2 separate regions of the Homo sapiens genome follow, and region 2 is linked to region 1. The links are chromatin contacts, found by Hi-C or POLR2A ChIA-PET in ENCODE. All regions are on one chromosome and are shown on one strand. Each heading gives the region's core, a stretch centred on a gene start or an enhancer-like site at or near the end of the contact. The rest is flanking DNA. Distances are from core to core; before and after follow the strand shown.

Evidence for each region. Hi-C counts contacts between places; a loop is a spot of excess contacts on that map. ChIA-PET counts read pairs that join two places held with the same protein, here RNA polymerase II (POLR2A). Pooled maps may share reads with other maps.
Region 2: a loop to region 1 is called in a pooled map, with 4 times the contacts of the local background. The contact joins two enhancer-like sites. A Hi-C loop is called at or near these places in 5 of 50 pooled maps. POLR2A ChIA-PET finds 5 or more read pairs at or near these places in 2 of 52 experiments (B cell and activated CD4-positive, alpha-beta T cell).

The regions. Positions count from the first base shown.
Region 1 is chr16:28,189,103-28,196,314 of GRCh38, forward strand. All of the region lies in intron 1 of XPO6 (exportin 6), which reads right to left. Among named protein-coding and RNA genes, the nearest start is that of XPO6, 19 kb to the right of the region's middle. RefSeq lists silencers at 266-405, 3,021-3,193 and an enhancer at 4,448-4,677. Within about 2 kb of position 4,614, at least 9 of the 41 ENCODE cell types and tissues checked have a DNase peak (open chromatin) inside an H3K27ac peak, as active enhancers do.
Region 2 is chr16:28,312,557-28,319,768 of GRCh38, forward strand. It overlaps SBK1 (SH3 domain binding kinase 1), which reads left to right. Exons shown (of 4, transcript NM_001024401.3): 2 at 4,829-5,061; 3 at 6,439-6,641. The coding sequence starts at 4,836. Among named protein-coding and RNA genes, the nearest start is that of SBK1, 24 kb to the left of the region's middle. Within about 2 kb of position 4,640, at least 3 of the 41 ENCODE cell types and tissues checked have a DNase peak (open chromatin) inside an H3K27ac peak, as active enhancers do.

The DNA.
Region 1 (7,212 bases), core at 3,364-5,863:
ATCCAGCTGATTTTTGTATTTTTTGTAGAGCTGGGGTTTCGCCATGTTGCCCAGGCTGGTCTTAAACTCCAGGGCTCAAGCGATCCGCCTGCCTCAGCCTCCAAAAGTGCTGGGATTAGAGGCACGAGCCACCGCGCCCAGCTGACACTTCCTTTAAAAAAAAAAAAAAAAAGCACAGCATATTGAAGTGGAAATCTCACTTTATTCCTCTATTTAAAAAAAAGAAAAAGTGGTGAAGCCCACTGACCCTCCACAGTCTAGCAGTCAGCAGGGCAATCAGGGAAGCCCAGAGACACTGGATGACTCGCTCAAAGACACACAGCCAGTGAGCAGCCAGCCAGAATCTCAGCCCCAGCCACACCCATGTGAGTTCCTTTCCTTAGCCTGACTGTGATAGGACAGCGTAAGGCCAAGCAGAGGGAAGACCGAGGTACAAATATACATTGATGTAATTCATTCTAAACATTGTGTACAAGAGTTGCAGGAGAAAAAAAAATGTCTTCTACTGAAGCAAACAGACAACCACAGCATGTAACAGGACTGCTAAGGCTGGGCAGGCGCGCCCACCCCTCTATTAACACAATCTGGAACAAAGTCATCCCCTCGCATGAGAAAGGCTTCTTGTTTTCTTGTCTGCAGCTTAGATCTAGACATAACTTTGCACAATATCTTCACACAGACATTTAATATTTGATTAAAACATACACTCTGGCTGCATCTAAACATAATTTTAGTCATTAAAAAGCACTTTTCTGCTTTAATCTAAAACTACCATAAAGTTGATCGATGGCAGAACATTCCTCTATTATTTCTTGGGTTTGCACAAAGTGCCCAGTCAGATTGTCTGTCTCTTCCTCTAATTACTGCTGAGGACCAAGAGTTAGAAGCAAGATGACTGCCGGGTGTCTGGGCCAGGAAGTTCAACTGATCCCACTGTGGCAGTGATAACATGGAAGCAGCATATTTTCTCCCCATGGAGACCAGTTAGAGGAAACATCTTTGTATACAGAGGATGGTACGTTTTATGCTGGGAAACCTCATCCACATAGTATTGGAGAATGCATAAAAACAAGACTCATCAATCAGCTACCAATGGAGAGGTGCACCAGTTTCTTTCTTTATTTTTTTTTTTTTTTGAGACTGAGTTTAGCTCTATCGCCCAGCTGGAGTGCAGTGGCACAATCTCAGCTCACTGCAACCTCCACCTCCCAGGTTCAAGCAATTCTCGTGTCTCAGCCTCCCAAGGAGCTCGGATTACAGGTGCCCGCCACCACACCTGGCTAATTTTTTTTGAATTTTTATTAGAGACAAGACTTCATCATGTTGGCCAGGCTGGTCTTGAACTCTTGACCTCAAGCGATACCGCCCACCTCGGCCTCCCAAAGTGCTGGGATTACAGGCCTGAGCCAGCGTGCCCAGCCTGGTTTCAATAATTTTAAACAACAAATCTAAAGACTAAAGAGCATGACAAGTAAATGCTACACCTGACCACAGATTGATCCTGGACTGGAGGGAAAAAATGCTATGAAAGGCATGACTGAGCCAATTGACAAAACTGGAATACAGGTGGTAGTAGGTTAGATCAAAGTACTGAATCAATGTTCTATTAACCGAAGATGGTAACTGTACCATAGTCATGTGGGAGAATGCCCCTATTAAGAAATATATGATATAGGGCAATGGACCATGACAAAGGCAACTTACTCTAAAATTGTTCAGAAAAAAATACATGTGTGTGTGAATGTACATGCATGTACATGCATATATGTCTATATATACATATAAAGAGGGAACGTGCAAATAACGTTAACAGGACAAAATATTAACGGTAGGTGAGTTTGGGTAAAGGGTATGAGAGATCTTTGTATAACTTATTCCTTGAAATCTTTCTATTTGAAATCATTTTGAAATAAACAGTTTTTAAAATACCATCCACTGGCCGGTACCCTCTACCTTGCCCCTGGCTGCTCCCAGCTAGCTAGGCATATGGGAAAGAGAAATGGAGAAAAGGATACAATAGGAAAGAATTATTCTCTCAGGTGCCAGGTTTATTTTCACCACAGTTACACAGCCTAGACATTAAAATGTTTGCATCTACTGGTTGGGCAACAAACCATATCCACTAGGAGCTAAAATACATATATTTTATATACTTATTTATATTCCAGTCAGAAGGCTTAATTAAACAGCCAAAAAAAGTAAATGATAAAAATAGTTATTCTGCAGAAACTGTCTAAAGTAAGTAATACAGCCAAGAGTAGGCTCTGTCTTCACAGTCCCATCTGCTTCCCTTTCCCAGGTACATATCCCAGGAGGATGGATGTTTATATCTGCATGCCTAGTATTAAACTCAAAAGATACTTACTGGGCACATTAACACAAGGCAAGCTACCAAGAAATGCTAAAACACGATCACAGAATCTTAAGACAGAAGTAAACAAACCCCAGAGCACAGCAAGTCCAATCTTGTTCTACAATGAGGAAAATGAAGCTGAGAGAGAGCATCCTCCCAAAGTCAGCTAGCTGTGGGTCAAGTGAAGACAGGGGCAGGCCACCAGAGCTCTTGCCCAGTGACAGCTCCTACACCCCTTGAGGAAGCACAGAGGAGTTCTGCTCCAAGGGTTTTAAGGATGATGAATGAGCTGGCTTTACCTGGCATTGGATGACATCAGGTAATGAATGAGTATGAAACTGACGAACCACTATAAAAGCATGCTGCAAATCTAACATGATGATTAACGCTACTGCTCAGGTGAGTAATTTCATTTCAGCTGCTATTACCACCTGTGCTATTTAAGAGCAAGTCTCTTGTAAAACCACCTTCATCCTGAATTATTCCCAGGTAGACTTGGCATTTTAAATAAGTTAACATAATGGCTGGGCGCGGTGGCTCACGCCTGTAATCCCAGCACTGTGGGAGGCTGAGGCAGGCAGATCACCTGAGGTCAGGAGTTCGAGACCAGCCTGGCCAACATGGTGAAACCCCATCTCTAATAAAAATACAAAAATTAGCCAGGAGTGGTGGTGGCGGACACCTGTAATCCCAGCTACTCAGGAGGCTGAGGCAGGAGAATCACTTGAACCCAGGTGGCAGAGACTGCAGTGAGCAGAGATCGGGCCACTGCACTCCAGCCTGGGTGACAGAGCAAGACTCCGTCTCAAAAAAAAAAAAAAAAAAAAAAGTTATAATATTATTTGACTTTGGTAAAAATCTCTAGACCACATTACTACTGGGAACTGGGGTAGCATAATCATCCCCTCCAGGTTCCACTCGGTTGCTATAAAGTCTCAAGAAACCAAGAGCAAACCAAAGTCTACCATCCTCTTTGTCAATGGCAAAGCTGCAATGCCTCGCCCTTCCCATTTCTAGTTGGCCTTGCCACCCGCCTCCAGACCTAGGGACAAAGAATGGTGCTAGCCACAAAAGGAAGGTAGGACACAGCTAAGGACAGGCTTCTCTTAAGGGTAAGCAGGGGAGAGAGTTCAAGCACAAAGCCAGGCAGTGTTCTGATGCAGTGACCTCACACTGGGTAGATGTGGACCAATGGAGTGAGGCTCTCCCTGGTGTACCAATCAGATAAATCACTCCTATGGAAAGGAAGAAATGAGAGGGTGGAGACAGGACCAGAAGAATGTGCCCCAATACTGCTCCCACCTGGTGTGCAGTCAAAACCCCCCTGAATGTAGGCTAAAGCAAGAATGAGGGGACACAGGAAGGTTACCCTCTACATAAGCAATGAGAAAACTAACAGGTTTGTTTTCTCTAATGGGAAACAGTGCTGCCACTGAGGGGTACAGGGCCAAGCATGGCAGGCAGAGAAAGTACCAGATTAGAGCCAGTCCTGGCTCTACTGAGTCTAGTCTGTGGCACTGTGGGCAAACCCCGCAAGCTCCTGGAGCATTCTTCATCTGTATTGGCTGATACAGTCATCTCTCCCTCACTGTAAGTTCTTCTTACGTAAACTCCATGTGTGGGTCTCCTTTTATAAAGGCAAAGTCCCCCTAAGTTGCCACCAGCTTGTCCCTCTGAATACACCTAGTGCCACCTTTATACTTTTTTAAAATTCATGTTCAGTCACGTTCCTCAAAGGCTCTCAAAATATCACTGCCAATTGCCAAAGGGTCCTTAAGTATCCCTGCAAATATAGATAATGTTGCCGGGGTGGCAGCTGCTGGGGGATCTCTGAGGGCACTGCATTACGCAGGAAGTGTGGGGGCGCTGCACAAGCAGAGATCTGTGTCGGGAGGAAGTGACTCTTCATGGCCAATAGGTTCTCAATGCTCCTCCCATCCCCGCAGATCATTACTAGCCACAAAGGGAGAAGACGCTGCAAAGCAACTCTCTAACCAGGGACTTTCATGTGCCCGGGTTCCACTAATAAACTAAAACTTGTACAATATAAAAAACTATATTGTAATACTGGAACTATACACAGTTCCATCCCTCCACCCCACTGGCGAGGCACTGGATTAGAAAGGCAAAACAGTGGTAGTGGTGACTGTGGTGGCAGTGAGCAGCAAGAAAGCAGATGGCGCCTTTCTGGAGGGAGTCGGTGCACAGGTGAAATGAAACAGGTACTCGGCCAATAACCTTGGCCTTGCTCACATCCCTGGAGAGAGAAGATGATAACTCTACATGGGGTTTTCCATGAGCCTTCAATCCCCGCACAGCAAGCACGCATCACCCGTCCCACGATTCTCAACCAATTTTGCTAGAAGTGACTCAGTCCGTCTCTCAGCTCTGCCCCTTCTACAGGCACCAGCCCAAAGCCAAGACTGACCAGAAATCCAACACCCTTCTTCTTCCTGGGCCCTTCCACCCCCAACAGGTGGCTGGGTACGCTTGTCCTGGGAAGGCCTTAGCATGAACTGAAGGGTGTGGGCTGTGGAATCAGGGCAGGTCGCATCTAATGATGACTTCCTGATTACTTATCTGCTTGCCCCTGAGCAAATTACCTAACCTCTCGGAGCTCAAGTTTCTTCACTTGCAAAATGAACTTTCAACAGTACTCCCCCTCACCAAGTAGCTATGGGAATGACATCAATGGATGTAAATCCCTTAGCACCCTCATCCATAAATGAGCAAAACTATTTCACTAGATATTTCACTGGTGAGTCAATGAGCTTAAAAAAAAAGGAACAAAATAAAAATCCTACATAAAAAATTAGCTAAATGCTCAAAAACATCCCAAGAATGCCAAATGCCTTTTCACTTTCATTTTTATATACAAATCACCTCTCACTGCTGCAAACGAAGAATGTAAGAATGAAAACGTGTCCCACAGGCCTCCATCTGTGTTCAGGACAGTAAGAGTTTGGGACTAGACTCATGATTCTAGCAGCAAACACTTTTTTTCTTTTTAAAGAAAGAAATATTGCATAGAACCCCACCATATAAAGCAGACTAAATGAGAAACTGCTTAATTAATAAGGGTAGAGGAGGGGGTCTCAAATGCCTGTCTGTACTCCCAAACCTAGTGTCTGTGACACCTCCAAGAATCCCTATGGGCCTACAGAGCACCAGAAAAGCCCTGCACTAAAGCCCTTCCCAGCTTTGTGATTCTGGTTCTAACAAGTCTAGAAAGTTTTTCGGGGGTAAAAAAAGATTGCTAAAAAGACTGGTCGTACATTCTCTCTCAAGTATCTTTCACCTGCAAGCCCCATCACCACTGCCGCCCAGGGTCTTTGCTACCTGACCACCAGGGGTGATTAAACCATTTCATCACCTGGCCCTAACCTAGCTGACTTACTGTCCCCACCTCACCATCCACAGCCACCCACCCACCCTCTGCCTCAGCCAAACCCAAACTCACCCTTTTCTCTCCACATAACAGTTCCATGTCTTCACACACACCATTTCCTCTATCTAGAATGCTCCTGACTCCTCGAAAAGGTCCCCAACTCTGTGAAGCCTAATGCAGTTCCCCCTTCCCCACCCTCAGAGCTCCTCACTCCTTGTGGGCTTCAACATGACACCGACCATAATGAACTGAAATTACATCTTTCACTCTCATACAGGGATGGCAAGACAACTGGTGCCACCTCAGTGGGGGCCAAGACAAGTCAGCAATATTTATCAAATTTCAAACACAAAGACAACCTCACCCAGCAATACACTTTTGGTGATTTTTCCTCCAAAGCTTAGGTGTAAAGGATCTTCATGTCAATGCCGTTTGTAAAACAAAAGAATGGGGACAACTTAAATTTCCATCAAGGCAGGATTGGTTAAATAAGGTACATCCACACTGTAGAACACCTACTAACTATGAAAAATAGTGAATAAGCTCTATACATATATGTATATGGAACCATGAAAACTACTCACCTAAAAACACATTTCCCCACACCCAAGGATCCCAGTCAAACATGGCCAGGCGTGGTGGCTCACACCTGTAATCCCAGCACTTTGAGAGGCTGAGGCGGGCGGACCACTTGAGGTCAGGAGTTAGAGACCAGCCTGGTCAACATGGTGAAACCTCGTCTTTACTAAAAATACAAAAATTAGCCAGGTGTGGTGGCGTGAGCCTGTAGTACCAGCTACTCGGGAGGTTGAGGCAGAAGAATTGCTTGAATCCAGGAGGCGGAGGTTGCAGTGAGCAGAGATCACGCCACTGCACTCCATCCTGGGTGACAGAGAGAGACTCGTCTCAAAAAGAAAAAGAAAGAGAGAAAATGTCAAACACTGAGAAAGAGATGCCTGGGGATCCTCTCTGCTTGTCCTTGTCATCCCAAATACCACTCTTGCTCTTAAGCAAAACTCCGCACATTTACTAAGGTCTTATGTACTAGACACTGTCACAAACATTCATTCTTTAGGCTGGTTATTTTTTTGATCACGGAAGAACTTGCACTTACCTGCAAGTTCTCCAATTTGCACTCCAAATCAAGGTAAATGCCTAGAAGTTTTCTGTTTATTCCACCATGGAATGTGCTGCCTGCCATTCACTGGCTTTCACTCTCTAAGCCCCATACTTTTCCTGTCTTTGTCTCTATTTTAGGTTCCATCCTACCCCAAGGTCTATAACCCTCTGTCCACTGGCAGTAACTATTGGTATAAACTATTTCTTCCTAGTGGCTGGGGCATGGGACATCCTGGCCAATTAAATATGCTGAATTTAAGACTGCTGCCACAGATGGATTTCTATTTTCAAAATACAGATTCAATTCAACTTTTACTTAATCTATGTCATCTTTTTATGCATTCGGAGATAA
Region 2 (7,212 bases), core at 3,390-5,889, 120 kb after region 1:
AGGGCATGTGGGACCGGGTTCTCTGGGCCTGGCACTGTTCCTACCTCTGGTGGAGGGGACTGTGGAATGAGCGAGGCCAGGGCACATGTTTAGGTGGAAATGAGCTAGGAAAGAAAAGACAGTTGCTGGAGAGGAAGTTCCTGTTGGAACAGGGGCAAGGAGGCCAAGTACAGTGGCTCAGGCCTGTAATCCCAGCACTTTGGGAGGCCGAGGCAGGAGGACTGTTTGAGCCCAGGAGTTCAAGACCAGCCTGGGCAACAAGGTGAGACCCCATCTCTACAAAAAATAAAATATGGGCCGGATGCGGTGGCTCACGCCTATAACCCCAGCACTTTGGGAGGCTGAGGCGGGCAGATCACCTGAGGTCGGGAGTTCGAGACCAGCCTGACCAACATGGAGAAACCCTGTCTCTACTAAAAATACAAAAATTAGGCATGGTGGCACATGCCTGTAATTGCAGCTACTCCAGAGGCTGAGGCAAAAGAATCGCTTGAACCCAGAAGGCAGAGGTTGCGGCGAGCCAAGATTGCACCAGGCAACAAGAGGGAAACTCTGTCTCAAAATAAAATAAATAAAATACGAAAAAAAATTATCTGGGCGTGGTGGCACGTGCCTGTGGCCCCACCTTCTCAGGAGGCTGAGGTGGGAGGATTGCTTGAACCCAGGAGCTGGAGGCTTCAGTGAGCCATGGGGGCACCACTGCACTCCAGCCTGGGCAACAGAGCGAGACCCTGTTTAAAAAAAATTTAATTTAATTTAAAAAACGACAGGAGGCTGGGTGCGGTGGTTCACACCTGTAATCCCAGCACTTTGGAGGATTGCTTGAGGTCAGGAATTCAAGACCAGCCTGGGCAACATGGTGAAACCCCATCTCTACAAAAAATACAAAAATTAGCCAGGTGTGGTGGCGTACACCTTGTGGTCCCAGCTACTCAGGAGGCTGAGATGGGAAGATTGCCAGAGTCCGGGATACAGAAGTTGCAGTGAACTGAGATCACGCCACTGCACTCCAGCCTGGGTGACAGAGCGATACCCTGTCTTAAAAAAAAAAAAAAAACATACTGACAGGGGAGATGAGCTGGTTCATGAATGGAGGGAGGCAGGAGGCTGGGAAGACAGGGATGGGAGCAGGCTGCAGGGCGGGGAGGGGAGGGTTCCTTCCTCCCCAGCCAGCTGAGAGGACGGTGCAGATGGAGCTCCGTTTGGGGCTGGGTGGGAGGCCAGGAAGTTCTCTCCTGATGTTCCTCCTCTCCGTGTGAAGTGGGAGGCTGGGTCGTGCCGAGAGTGAAGGGGAAGGCAGAGGAGGAGGAGAGGCTTGGGGCCTGGAAGGGAGCCGCTGGGCTGCGAGAGGATGCGGGGCTCATGGAGTGCTCACCCCCTCCCAGCCTCCAGCAATGCCCACCCGCCCGCCCACCCTTGCTCAGCCAGAGAGAAAGCCGGTGATGATGACGAGAACAACACAGCAAGCCTGGGCACCTATGGAGCACTTACTGCATGCCACATGCCAGGGCTTCACGCCTGTTAACTTACTTAACCCTCGCAAGAACGCATCGGGAGAAGGCACTGTTGTTGTTGTTGTTGTCGTTATTATTGTTATTATTATTATTATTATTATATTTAGATAGGGTCTCACTCTGTCATCCAGGCTGGAGTGCAGTGAAGTGATCATAGCTCACTGCAGCCTCGAATTCCTGGGTTCAAGCGATCCTTCTGCTTCAGCCTCCTGAGTAGCTGGGACCACAGGTGTGCACCACCACACCCAGCTAACTTTTTTTTTTTTTTTTTTTTTGTGGAGACAGGGTCTTGCTCAGGCCGGTCTCACACTCCTGGCCTCAAGCAATCCTCTCACCTTGGCCTCCCAGATTGCTGGGATCACAGACGTGAGCTACCTTGAGTGGCCCAACGCACTATTATTATATCCTTTGTATAGATGAGGAAACTGAGGCACAGAGAGAGGAAGTAACTTGCCCAAGGACATCCAGCTAGCAAGTGACAGAGTTGGGACTCAGACCCAGGCTGTCTGGCTCTACATCTGTGCCTTCTCCCAGAGGGAGCTGTGGTCATTGTTCTTCAGGGTGCAGGGGTGCTTAGGAGCAGGCTAGGGACACTGGAGTGACATGTCTGGGATTAGAGGGAGAAGGGGCCAGGTGCGGTGGCTCACGCCTGTAATCCCAGCACTTTGGGAAGCCCAGGCGATGGATCACCTGAGGTCAAGAGTTCGAGATCAGCCTGGCCAACATGGTGAAACCCCATCTCTACTAAACATGCAAAAATTAGCCAGATATGGTGGCGCACACCTGTAATCCCAGCTACTTGGGAGGCTGAGGTGGGAGAATTGTTTGAACCCAAGAGGCGGAGGTTGCAAAAAGCCAAGATCACACCACTGCACTCCAGCCCAGGTGACAAGAGAGAAACTCCGTCTCAAAAAAAAGGGAAAAAAGGGAGAAGGGAGTGCAGGGAGGGTAGAGGGAGGCTGCACCCGGAAGCAGTGCTCAGGGGCTGGAGGCTGGTGGCAGCTTCTAAAGGAGGCAGCCCTGGCCTCTCTTGCCAGTGCACACACAGATACATACTCATGTGTGCCTGCGCCTGGGAAAGGCTCATCCCCCATAGTCTACCTCTCTCCATTTACAGATGAGAAATGAATGCCCAGAGTGGTTGCCTGGAAGACCGGGGTTGGGGGGATGGGGTTTTAGAAAGGGGCAAAAGGAAACTTTGGGGTAATGGATGTGTTCGTGGTCTCGACGGCAGGGATGTATACATATGTCAGAATCATCACACTGTACACTTCAAATATGTGTAGTTTTTTGAACACCAAATATACCTCAATAAAACTAGAAAAATGACATGAGATAAGGGGAAATAAAGAAATGAAGGCCACGGATGGAGAGTTAGTTCACTGTCACCCACATGACAAGTCAGGTCTTAGCCCAAGTGGTGGCTCACGCTGTAGTCCCAGCACTTTGGGAGGCTAAGGTGGAAGGATCGCTTGATCTCAGGAGTTCGAGACCAGCCTGGAAAACATAGCAAGACCCCATCTCTCCAAAAAATTTAAACATCAGCCAGATGTGGTGGCGCATGCTTGCAGTCCCAGCTACTCAGGAGGCTGAGGCAGGAGGATCCCTTGAGCCCAGGAGTTCGAGGCTGCAGTGAGCTATGATCATCCTACTGCCCTTCAGCCTGGGCAACAGAGCAAGACCCTGTCTCAATACAAATACAGTTTTTTTTTTGAGACGGAGTCTTGTTCTGTCGCCCAGGCTGGAATGCAGTGGCACGATCTCTGCTCACTGCAGCCTCCACCTCCAGGGTTCAAGAAGTTCTCCTACCTCAGCCTCCCAAGTAGCTGGGATTACAGGCGTGCATCACCATGCCCAACTAATTTTTGTATTTTTAGTAGAGACAGGGTTCCGCCACATTGACCAGTCTGGTCTCGAACTCCTGACCTCAAGTGATCCGCCCACTCAGCCTCCCAAAGTGCTGGGATTACAGTTGTGAGCCACCATGCCCAGCCTAAATACAATTTTTGAAAAAGTCAGGTTGGCCAGGCGCAGTGTTCATTAGTCGGGTGGTGAGGTCGTCTGCAGTGGGGGAGGCACTGCCAGGCTGTGCTGATGTGTGGCCATGTGTATGGTGGGATGGTGTGGCCACATCTATACCATCCTGCCAGTTTGGCCTGAGACCACGTGGCCAAGGTATGTGATGATGCAATCATGGCCCTCAGACCTCTTCCCCACCCCCTACCTTATGGACAGCCATACCACTTTCGATCGTAATATACAACTGATGTGATCACTGTGTCTACTGCCCTTCTCCCCCTGGGGTGTAAGCCCCATGGTGGCAGGGAATCCTAGGTGTTTGTTCCATGCTGTGTCCTCCAGGCTTTGGAGAGCCCTGGGGAACAGCAGGTGCTTCGTCAGTACTTGTGAATAAGCTGGGCACAGTGGCTCATGCTGGTAATCCTAGTGCTTTGGGAGGCTGAGGTGGAAGGATCACTTGAGGCCAGGAGTTCTAGACCAGCCTGGGCAACATAAAGAGATGCCAACTCTACAAAAAAAAAATTAAAAATTAGGCATGATAGGTGCAGCAAACTACCATGGCACACGTTTACCTATGTAACAAGCCTGCACATCCTGCACATGTACCCCAGAACTAAAAATTAAAATAAATAAATAAAAATTAGCCAGGTGTGGTGGCACATGCCTGTAATCCAATCTACTCAGGAGGCTGAGATGGGAGGATAGCTTAAGCCTGGGAGGTCGAGGCTGCAGTGAGCTGTGATTGCGCCACTGCACTCCAGCCTGGGTGACAGAGCAAGACCCTGTCTCAGAAATAAAAATAACAACAAGCCGGGTGCAGTAGCTCATGCCTGTAATCCCAGCACTTTGGGAGGGCCAGGCAGAGGGATCACTTGAATCCAGGATTTCGAGACCAGCCTGGGCCACATAGTGGGACCCCCCTCTCTACAATCCAAATAAAACCAACGCTTCTGAATGGGAGTACCCGTGTGAACTCGGTATCTGGCTGTGTCTGTGTGACATAAACAGGGGCCTTGCCTGACACTGTGTGTGGGTGGCAGCATGAGGCAGAGGGGCTGGTGCCACCAAGCGCAGGGTCTGGCAGTGACTGGTCTTCGGGGAGCTGACTCAGGCCTGGCCCCTGAGGCTTTGGGGAAGGCGACGCGACCAAGATGCTTGTCGCCCCCTTGTGGTTATCTTGGGCCTGGCATCCGGGCCCATCCTCAAGTTTTCTGGGTTCTGGGGAGGGCAGAGGGGCTGGAGGAGGGGACCCTTGCCTGATGTCACACTTCATGCTCACCACCCCTACCCAACAGGGAGAAGATGAGCGTGGGCTGCCCAGAGCCTGAGCCGCCCCGCTCCCTGACCTGCTGTGGGCCGGGGACTGCCCCTGGGCCTGGTGCCGGTGTGCCCCTTCTCACTGAAGACATGCAGGCCCTGACTCTCCGCACACTGGCCGCCAGCGACGTCACCAAGCACTACGAACTAGTCCGGGAGCTGGGCAAAGGCACCTATGGGAAGGTTGACCTGGTGGTCTACAAGGGCACAGGTGAACAAGTGCAGGGTGGCAGGGCTGAGAGGTTGGGGTGGGGCAGGGCTGGGAGGTCAGGGTTGGGGGACATGACCTTGCAGCTGGGCCGGGGCTCTCTGGTGCTCTGTGGAAGCCAGGAGGCAGGGTCAGGGGCCAGATGTAGAGGATGAGGCCTGAGGCAGCCCAGGGGGAAAGAGACTGGGCAGATGGGGCAAGGGAGGAATCCGGGGCAGAGTGGCCAGGGTACAGGATGGGCTGCTGTGGGGCCATCTGGGGTGACTTTGAGACAGCCAAGGGGCTGTGCCAGGAGTGTCTGGGGAGGGCAGGGCTGCCGGCTGTGTCTGAGTATCACCAGCGTCTCAGGGATGTCTGGCCCCAGGAAGGTGGATGGAGAGTGAGGGTGGTTCCTCAGGAACAGGGTGCCACACTTAATGGGTGGTGGAAGGACCTGTGAGGTCAATATTGCAATCACCATCTCTCAGGTGAGGACAGGGAGACCTAGGCCAATTCAGCCACATAGCCAATGCCCTGCAGCTACAGAGGCTGTGAACCAAAACGAGACCCCAGGAGTCATCTCCAGAGCCTTGTCGCTTAGTCACTGAGCTTGATACCTCCCCCACACTGTAGGTCACAGCCGTGCCACCCAGCCAGCCAGGGGCTGGGGCTGTGTGAGCTCCCACAGCTGCACGCGCTTGGGTCCAGGGGCTTTGTGCTAACTGAGGGCAGCAGGAGGAGCACCTAACATGGGGTCACCTGAGCTTTGTTACTTGCTTGCTGTGTGACCTTGAGCAAGTGACTTCACCTCTCTGTGCTTCAGAGTCCTTCTCTGTAAAATAGGGTAACATTAGTGCACAACCCATACAATCATAATGAAGTGTGAGTTGTGAATGTGCAGTGCTGAAGGCAGGGCCTGCGATGTGTAAATGCTCCGTGGACACACATGTGTGCTCCACCCAGCTATGTACCAGATGGGCACAGATGCTTGCCCAGGCACAGAGTTGTGGACACATGCCTTGCAGTGTCTCATTTCTTATTCATTCATCCATTTAGCAAGACAGGAAGCTTAGGGAGACCCGTTCTAGATGGGGTAGGCTGACAAGATAAATAAGCATATGGCGGGCAGGACAAAATGAGAGAGGTGGAGGGCATCACAGGCCCCCTCGCCCCCTCCTCTTGGAGAGCTGCAGAGTGGGTGTAGAAGGCTCAGGTTGACCCTGCCTGCATGGCCTTGGGCAAGTCCTTTCCTCTCTCTGGGTCTGTTCCCATCCGTGAGATGAGGACAGTCATGCCTGCTGGGGACCCTGTTGCACCAGGGTCCAGAGACAGGCATGGGTGCATCCAGTGCGGAGGCACTGGGAGAGGGGGCTTCAACCCTGTTGCTGTTGCTCCCATCAGGCACAAAAATGGCACTGAAGTTTGTGAACAAGAGCAAAACCAAGCTGAAGAACTTCCTACGGGAGGTGAGCATCACCAACAGCCTCTCCTCCAGCCCCTTCATCATCAAGGTCTTTGACGTGGTCTTTGAGACAGAGGACTGCTACGTCTTTGCCCAGGAGTACGCACCTGCTGGGGACCTGTTTGACATCATCCCTCCCCAGGTACTCGGGATGGTGGCATAGGGTGGGGAAAGGGTCTTCAGGGTCCCAGAGTGTGAGAGTGGGAGTGGAGTCAGACCATTTAATTAACAAGTATTTACTGGGTGCCTGCTGTATGTCAGTTACCATTTGGGGAGGTGGGGATGTGCAGTAAGGAAGACAAAAGTCCCTGTTCTAGTGGGAAACTGACACTCCACAGCGGGCCAGATAATAACAGATGGAGATGAGTGCCTAAAAGGAGACAGTGAGAATGATGGGATGAAGTCACTGGGCCCTCCCCTGGGGCTACACAAGAGGAGAGGTGTCAGATCCACCTGGGAAGGGGCCCTCAGAGGAAGCGACCCTGGAACCGGGACGGTGGGGGAGGGTTCCAGGCACTAGCTTTAAATCTGCTCTGCCACTTGCTGGCTGAGTGATGAGACCTTCGGAGCAGGTCCTCCTTCTTTGCTGAGCACCTACTACATGCCAGAATCTGGAGACACAGATGCACGGACACAGCAGGGAACAGGACGGGAAGCTCAGGGAGCCCCGTTCTAGTTGGGGAAGACCGACGAGATAAGTATCTAGCAGGCAG